2 separate regions of the Homo sapiens genome follow, and region 1 is linked to region 2. Evidence: read pairs that join two places in POLR2A ChIA-PET (ENCODE). Cell type or tissue: PC-9. All regions are shown on one strand. Links, peaks and the distances in the headings refer to the core of each region. The heading gives the core; the rest is flanking DNA.

Region 1 (4,395 bases), core at 241-4,240, 67 kb after region 2:
ATAATGCATACTTTCAAATAGCTAGAAGGATATGGAATGTTCTCAACACAAAGAAATGGTCAATGTTTGAGATGATTGATAGGCTAATTACCCTAATCTGATCACTATAAACTCTGTGTTTCAAAACATCACTATGCACCCCATAAATATGTACAATTATTGTGTCAATTAAAAATAATTTTTTAAAATGTCCATAACCAGGAGTTTAAAGCCTTTGGTTTTTCAAAATCCAGTATCAACGCAAGTAGTTCACAACCAGGGTTTAAAAAAAAAAAAAATCACTGGAGCTTTTTCACAATATGTATCTCTCTCCAACCCCCATTAAAAATACTGGCATGATGACCTTTCAGTCCAGCCACATCGTCTCCCCTCCCAAGCCACAGCCACATCTATAATATCCTGGGGAAAAAACAGCTAACAGGTGCAGCTATTCGGCATCTATTAAATGCCAGGAACTCTCCTACACACTTTACAGGTTGCATTTTAATCAACCCTACAGTTAGATATTCCCTTATTTTATTTTACTTTTTTTTTTATTTGAGATAGAGTCTCGCTCCAGGCTGGAGTGCAGTGTCGTGATCTCGGCTCACTGAAACCTCCACCTCCCAGATTCAAGCAATTCTCATGCCTCAGCCTCCTGAGTAGCTGGGACTACAGGTATGCACCACCACATCAGGCCATTTTCGTATTTTTAGTAGAGACAAGGTTTTGCCATGTTGGCCAGGCTGGTCTTGAACTCCTGACCTCAGATGATCTGCCCACCTTGGCCTCCTAAAGTGCTGGGATTACAGGCGTGAGCCACTGAGCCAGGCCATTTTGTTTTATTTTTTTTTTTTGAGACAGGGTCTCACTGTCGCCCAGGCTGGAGTGCAGTGGCGTGATCTTGGCTCAGTACAACCTCTGCCTCCTGGGTTCAAGTGATTCTTGTGCCTCGGTCTCCAACATAGCTGGGATTACAGGCATACGCCACAATGCACAGTTATTTTTTTGTTATTTTTGGTAGAGATTGGGTTTTGCTATGTGGCCAGGCTGGTCTCAAACTCCGGGCTTCAAGTGATCCACTCGCCTCAGGCTCCCAAAGTGCTGGGATTATAGGAGTGAGCCACCACGCCTGGCCTCTTACTTTATTTAATGTGGAAACTAAGCTTCTGAAAACCTGGGTGGTATGGCCAGGTCTCACTAAGAGGAATTGGCTGAGTGAGATTACAACCCAGGTCTGTGTGTCTCCACTACATTCGTGTTGCTACCAAGAATCATTTCCATTTTTAAATTCTATGCCAAATATGGTAGGACAGTCTGTGGAGATGAAGTATCAGCTGCACAATGTGGTGCTTTGGGGTCTGGGCTGCCTGGGTTTGAATCCCAGCTCGGCCATGACCAGGCTGGGTTACCATGGGCAAGTTACTCAACCTCTTTGTCCTTGGTTTCCTCGTCTGTCAAATAGATATACTACCGCATCCACCGCATGGGGTGCTCACAACGACTAAGTTAGTCAACAGGCAGGGACACAGTACCCAGCACACAGCAGGCCCTCACACACATCAGTGGTTTCGTCCTCGCTGTCACCTCGAGTCTGCTCTTGCTATTACTTCCTGCTGCAGGACACAAACCTGAGTGGTCTTCAGCTCTCCCTCTTCCCATTCCCAGCCAGCTGCCAAGTACTATCAACTCTGCCCTCAAATATAACCGTGTCACTCCATTTCCACTGCCACACCTCCGGCCACTATCATCTCCTCTCATGCACCTCACCAGCCACATAACTGGATCTGCCACTTCACTTGCTCGCTCAGTCCCGCTTCCACGGTGCAGCTGGAGGAATGTTTCTGAACAATGTACCTGATCATATTACTCCCTGCTTTAGACCTTTTGGCTGAATCACAATGCCCCAAAGGCAGTCAAAATACCCTTCCTTAGTTTACAAGACCATCACTTACCCACCTGTTTCTCCAGCATATATATACAAAAAAATAAAAAATAAATATATATTTTTAACTCTCTAAGCTCTTTAAGCTATGCCAATATTGAGGGTCTTCTTCAGTTCCTTGAATGAGCCATCCGCTTTCCCACCCAGGCCTTTTGTACAGTGTTCTCTCACTAGCTAACACTCACACATTGTTCTAGTCTTAGGTAAGAACTCCCTCCAGAATCATCCTGCCCCAACATCCTACGATATTGTGAAATGAGAAGAAATATGTATTTGGTCTTCCATCCTGTCCCTGGTTCCTGGCAAGGGAGCTTCTAAAACCCTTGGAATTTCCCGAGTGACACTAGTGAGATGAGCATCTTTTGCTATTCATAATGAGCCCCTTTCAACCACACCTGAGCTTATGCTAATGATGTGACTCTTGGTGGGGCCCTAGATAGCTTCAAGATGGCAGCTGGTTGCCAGAGGAACCAACCATGTCATCAGAGGTAGAATTTTTAGCCCCAGTTCTGGTCCCCTACATCTGGGGAGGGAGCAGGAGATTGGGTAATTACCAATGGCCAATGATTAATCAATCATGCCTACATAATGGGACCTCTATAAACACCCCTAAATAAGGGGTTTGGAGAACTTCCAGGTTGGTGAATATCAAGGTGCTGGGAAGATGCCACACCTAGAGAGGACATGGAAGCTCTGTTGTCCCCCGCCTCCCCACAACCACCTTGCCCTGTGTATCTCTTCCATTTGGCTGTTCCTGAGTTGCAACCTTTATAATAAACAAGTAAATATAAGTAAAGTTTATTCCTGAGTTCTGTGAGCCATGCTAGCAATTTATCATGGGAACCCCTTGACTTTATAGCTGGTAGGTCAGAAGTACAGGAGGCCTGGGCTTGACACTGGCCTCTGCAGTGGAGGCAGTCTTATGGGAATGAGCCCTTGCAGGATCTGATGCTAACTCCAGGCAGCTGGTATCAGAATTGAGTTACATTAGAGGTCACCCAGCTGGTGTCTAGAAAGCTGGAGAATTGGTTGTTCTAGACAATTGGTTGTTTCTAGACACCCAGCTGGTGTCTAGAAAGCTGGAGAATTGGTCGTGTGAGCAAAACCCCCACAAATCTGGGGTCAGAAGTGCTCTGTGAGTAAAAAAACAGATCACAAGAATCCCTGAGGCAAAGACCACAAATGTGGCACCCCAGTGCCTCCAGCACTTTATATCTACCCTGATCCTAGGACCCGTCAGGCAGAATTGTTAACTGGCACATCACCTAGCTGCCTCCTCTCCTCCTAAGCTTATCTCAAATCCCTGCTGTGTCCCCAGTGTCCAGCACGGCACTGTGTACACAGCTTGAGAAGTGTGTTCACAGAGTGCGATTTCACCCAATTTTTTTTATCTTCTTAATCAGCCAACAGCTTGGGGAAAACAAAGTATCAGAGTCCTATCAAAGCACCAGAACATTCAGCCTCTGAGCTTCAACATCATAAGAGGACCAACAGATGGAGATGCACAGCCTCAAATGTGCCAGGCATACCAAGGAGAACAGGCCTTTGGCTGACCTCCCCACAGCCATGGGCTTCAGGAGACGTCCTGTGTCCTCACTGCATCCTTCTGCTCAGCTGGCAGTCACCCTGCCAGATGCTGCCATGTACGCTGCTGCTGGATCACAGCACAATAGCCTCCTGAGGGGGTCAGAGGCCAGCACACAGCAGTCTTTCAACAAGCCCACTGAGAGCTGAATTCAGACAAAAAATTAGACACTCATATACAAAAGACAATAAAATCGTCTTTTCCTTCGTCCCTATCAAAAATGGCTATTGAAGCTTGTGAGTATCTTGAAATGGCATCTACATTTTTAAATATACTCACTATTGTGGGTTGAATTGTGTCCCCATAACCCTAAAAGGCATGATCAAGTCGTAACCCCCAGTATTTGTGAATTTGGAAATAGGGTATTTGCAGATGTAATCAAGTGAAAATGAGATCATGTTGGATTAGAGTGGGCCCTAATCCAATGACTGGAGTTTCTTTATAAGAAAGAGGAGGGAAATTTGGACACAGACACACAAGGGATGAGGCCATGTGAAGAGGGGGGCAGAGATTAAAGTGATACATCTGCAAGCCAAGGAACGCCAAGGATTGCCATTGCTACTAGAAGACAGAAGAAGAGGCAAGGGAGGATTCTTCCCTAGTGCCTTTGGAGGGAGCTTGGCCCTGCTGACATCTTGAGTTTGGACTTTTTTGCCTCCAGAACTGAGAGGGAGGAAATATCTGCTATTTTTAAGCCACCCAGTTTGTGGTACTTTGTTACAATAGCCCTGGGAAACTAATGTACTCAAGAAAGCAAAGTTAATTGGCTCCTTCCCAACACAGGCAGTTTGAGTCATTACACTGAATAAAAGATCTATTGCACATTAAAGGCATTAATCAAGACTTCAGTTTTTATATTTTTTTGAAGCTTAATTCTATTTCCGTC
Region 2 (4,395 bases), core at 83-4,082:
TAGGAAGCCTGTCTTGATCCTTATAAGCTGTTGAAATTTACAATCTTTTAGGTGACTAATATGTACTTGGCCCTAGTTACTGAATCAAACTATTTGAGGTCCAAGAGTATGTCTTAGTCATTTTTACTTTAGTTTTTTATTTTTTGTTTGTTTTGTTTTATTTGAGACAGGGTCTCACTCTGTGGCACAGGCTAGAGTATGGTGGCACGATCACAGCTCACTGTAGCCTTGACCTTGTGGGCTCAAGCAATCCTCCCACCTCAGCCTCCTAAGTAGCTGGGACTACAAGTGCATGCCTCCACAGCCAGCTAGTTTTTCTATTTTTTACAGAGACAGGGTCTCACTATGTTGCCCAGGCTGGTCTCAAACTACTGGGCTCAAACAATCCTCCTGCCTCAGCCTCCCAAATTGTTGGGATTACAGGCATGAGCCACTATGCCTGGCCTCTTAGTCATTTTTATAATCTCCAAATCCCCTTGTAACATCTTGCTCATAGTGGGTAAATTGCCAGGAAGAAAAAAACAAAAACAGAAAATAATACAGTCATGTACTGGGATATGTCAGGTAGAGTGATACCATATTCAAATAAGACTCTGAACTCTTTGCAGGTAAAGTGACAGAATCCAACTCTACTGGCTTAAGCAAAGAAAGGGAGAACTTATCTCCCATAATGGAAAAGTGTAGGAGAATAGCTTCAGGCATGGCTGGATCCAGGTGTTCAAACTATAATATGTAATCAGGAATCTGTTTCTCTCCAGTTCTCTTATTTGCTTTCCTCCATTCTGGCTTCATCTTTAGGACCAAGTCCACGTATTGACAAAAATGGCCTCCAGCAGTTCCAGACCTATAGTGAACCAGCCTAACAACCTGGAAAAAAGAACCCTCTTTCTCAATTTTTTTTTTTTTGAGATAATCTCACTCTGTCTCCCAGGCTGGAGTGCAGTGGCGTGATCTTGGCTCATCACAACCTCTGCCTCTCAGGTTCAAGTGATACTTGTGCCTCAGCCTCCTGAGTAGCTGGGATTATAGGCAGGCGCCACCACGCCAGGCTGATTTTTGTGTTTTTAGTAGAGATGGGGTTTCACCACTTTGGCCAGACTGGTCTCAAACTCCTGACCTCAGGTGATCGACCCGCCTCAGCCTCCCAAAGTGCTGGGAGTACAGGTGTGAGCCACTGTGCCCGGCCCTCTTTCTCAATATTGAGGACTTTGGTCCTAGGCCAAAGAGGGCTCAGGAGGTAGGATTTAGCCCCACCTGAACCACATGGCCTGGGAGTTGGGGCAGGGGAGATCCCTAAAAGAAAATCTGATGCTGTTAGCAGAAAAAGGAGGAAGGATGTCGAGCAGGGAGCAAAGCCATTCACTACAGCTGGCATCAGACAGATGCTGTGCCAACATTAAAAATCAGGATGTGGAATGACATCTGTTAACCTGGGGAAAAATTCATAGAGTCTTGCTAAGTGAAAAAAGTAAGCTGCAAAACACTACTGTGAAATGACACCATTCCGAGGTATGAAAATATTATAGTGTAAGTATGCCTAGAATTAATTCTTAAGGCAATATCCCAATGCACCCTGGTGAAGTGGAAAGTTTTCTTTTTTATATTTGTTTGCAATTTTAAAATTTCTATACTGAATATCTATTGCATTTACTATTATTTAAAACACATTTTAAAATTAAGGTGTGTGTGAGGATTGATTTTATGTGTCAACATGGCTGGGCTATGGTGCCCAAATATTTGGTCAATCATTCTGGATGTTTCTGTGAAGGTGGGTATTTTTTTTTATGAGATTAACATTAAAATTGGTGGACTTTGAGTAAAGCAGATTGCCACCTATAATGTGAGTGGCCCTCATCCAATCAGTTGAAGGCCTGAATAAAACAAAGACCAACCTTCGGAGCAAGAAGGAATTCTTCCAGCCGGCTGACCTTGGACTTGAACTGCAACTTTTCACGGAGTCTCCAGCCTGCTGGCCTATCCCATCAGATTTTGGACTTATCGAGCCTCCACAATTGTGAAAGCCAATTTCTTAAAGTCTCTCTCTACACACACACACACACACACACACACACACACACACACACACACTCCCTGTTGGTTCTGTCTCTCTGGAGAGAACACTCACACAATCCAGCTCCTGCCTTCTATCAACTCCGCGAAGAAGATAACAGCAGTCAGGAAGCTTGTGTCCCAGCCCGGGGCTGTCTCTTACCAGAAGGTTGGTCCCAGGCAACTCCATTCTTCCCTGAGCCTAGCTTCCTTATCTCTAACCCCGAGGGTGACTCACTATTCCAGCCTTGACTGACTGCCAAATGGCCCAGACAGGGCCAGTGATAGTCCCACAGTGCCCGTCCTTAGTATAATTTCTCAACACTGAGCTGCCAGTCACTTATTTCTGAAGATTAGGTGCTGCCATGAGTTTCTTTACACAAGAAGTCAGTGTGGAAAAAAAAAATAGAATAAAACAACAAAATCTCCCGAGCCGAGAGACTTTTCTAGTCACTGATGAATAGATAAAAAGAAACGTCTGTTTCATCTTCATGCTTAAAACACCTGCAATATCAATACACTTCCCGATCTCATCATTAGCACTGAGAAGACTGATCCATGCTTAAACCCAACAAGACTTAGCTCCCAGAGTAAAGGGCCTTTGCCTCTTGGCTCACCTCTCTGGCTTTGTACTTTCTTTGTGCACTGAAGATCAAATGTGGCATGAAGTGAGAAACTCACTTCAAACCCCCACTCCGAATCGTTGAACAGGTTCTAAAAGCACTGGAGCTGAAAGTCCCCTCTCATGATTCCAGCCCGTGTGCACTGGACATGCCCAGAAAGGAAGCCCTGCCATTGTCTGGGATGTGTCTCATTGACGTCATCAGCAGTCTTCCTTGAGTTTCCCAATGTCCCCAACACTTCCCCTGGTGGTCAACTATCCAGGTAGTTCTCTTGTGGCTTCAGGAATGCTCAAGGTGACCCCTAGGGCCTATTGAAATAGTCCATTAATGAAAATCATTCTGTCCAGCCTATCATTCTTATGCCTCTCAGATATGGCAGCCCCTTTAGAGAACAAAAGATTTCCATGCTTCCTTCACTATGTGGAAATGAAATTTACAGATAATTTTACCTTCCTGCACACACAATTTAAAAAAAATCAATAGAATGTCCTATCTATACTATGAAGAAGGAATAAAAGTAATTTAGGATAAAAACAGACGTAATGTAGAATAAAACAATATCCATGCTGTCAATCATTCCACAGTGTTTATGAGTGTCTACCTCCAGGCAAGGGTGTCAGTGCAGAACAGCAAAGAAAACTGTCAGGAAGGGGGATACAGCATTGAGGGCGTGGGCTCCTAGCTCAGGCAAGACCTTACTGGAAGTCCTAATGAAATAATTAGATGCTTGCATCTCCTGTGTTAATGAATTCAATGAATATTTACCAAGTGTTGACTGTGAGGCAGGCACTGTTCTAGGGGACGGAAAGTCAGGAGTGAACAAACCCTTTCCCCCCCGGGTTGCCATTCCAGGCGGGGGCATAAGTTTCAATGTAAGAGGAATGAGGAGGTCAGGAGCCAGTGTCTACAAGGAAATCAAATGAGCTGCAGGTATGCAAGGACATGAGAAGAAATGTGAGAATATCATATCCTGCAGGAAATGGAGGGAGGGAGAGTCATGGGTCACCCCCAGGTCTCAAGCCCTGCTGAAATTTAGAGCAAGAATGCTTCACTGGAGCAGAGCAAGAAAAGAAATATATCTGTGTCATCTTAGAAGATACCCCAGACTTCCCAGATCTTGAGACCTTCAGAAACACAGATTAAAAGCAACCCCCAGGCATCCTCCTGCCTCCCACCTCATAGAATTGATGTTGGTTTTTCCTTCTCCCTAGAATGCTCTTTGCCCAGGAATCCTCACAAACTCTCTCCTTCACTTCATTCAAATTTATGCTCATGACACCCTTTAGGGAGGACATTCATGTCCACTATATGCAAAAGAGCTCCCACCCTCACCCCATCCCAGCCTGCCCTCCTACTCCACTCCAGTTGTCACTCACCACTCCTCAACATTGTGTTATGTATTTACCAGTTCCTTTGGTGGTTGTCTTGTCTCTCCTACTCAATCTAAATTTCACTAGAGCAGGGGCCACCTGTTTCATTCATTGCTGTCACATCAGCAATTGGGACACTGCCTGGCACACAAGAGGCCCTCAATAAATATGTGTATGTTCTGGGTACTGTGGCTCACATCTGTAATCCCAACACTTTGGGAGGCTGAGGTGGGCAGATTGCTTGAGCTCAGGAGTTCAAGACCAGCCTGGGCAACATAGCAAAACCCTATCTCTACAAAAATATAAACATTAGCCTGGTGTGGTGGTGTGCACTTATAATCTCAGCTACTTGG

What was found. ChIA-PET counts read pairs that join two places held together with the same protein. Peaks named below come from ENCODE experiments on the same cell type or tissue, not always from the same donor. Only the 100,000 strongest peaks of a DNase experiment are listed, where the experiment ranks them.
Region 1: POLR2A ChIA-PET joins it to region 2 with 6 read pairs; 1 of 35 experiments calls an interaction of 5 or more read pairs at or near these places.

What each region holds. Positions count from the first base shown.
Region 1 is chr12:104,340,240-104,344,634 of GRCh38, reverse strand. All of the region lies in intron 16 of TXNRD1 (thioredoxin reductase 1), which reads right to left. Among named protein-coding and RNA genes, the nearest start is that of EID3, 39 kb to the right of the region's middle. RefSeq lists enhancers at 881-1,050, 3,650-3,819 and a silencer at 1,315-1,559. In PC-9, for the core only: no CTCF peak of the experiment used is centred there; DNase peaks (open chromatin) are centred at 1,804 and 2,189; H3K27ac peaks cover 4,000 bases.
Region 2 is chr12:104,406,629-104,411,023 of GRCh38, reverse strand. No RefSeq gene overlaps it. Among named protein-coding and RNA genes, the nearest start is that of CHST11, 48 kb to the left of the region's middle. In PC-9, for the core only: no CTCF peak of the experiment used is centred there; a DNase peak (open chromatin) is centred at 2,273; H3K4me3 peaks cover 1,347 bases; H3K27ac peaks cover 3,503 bases.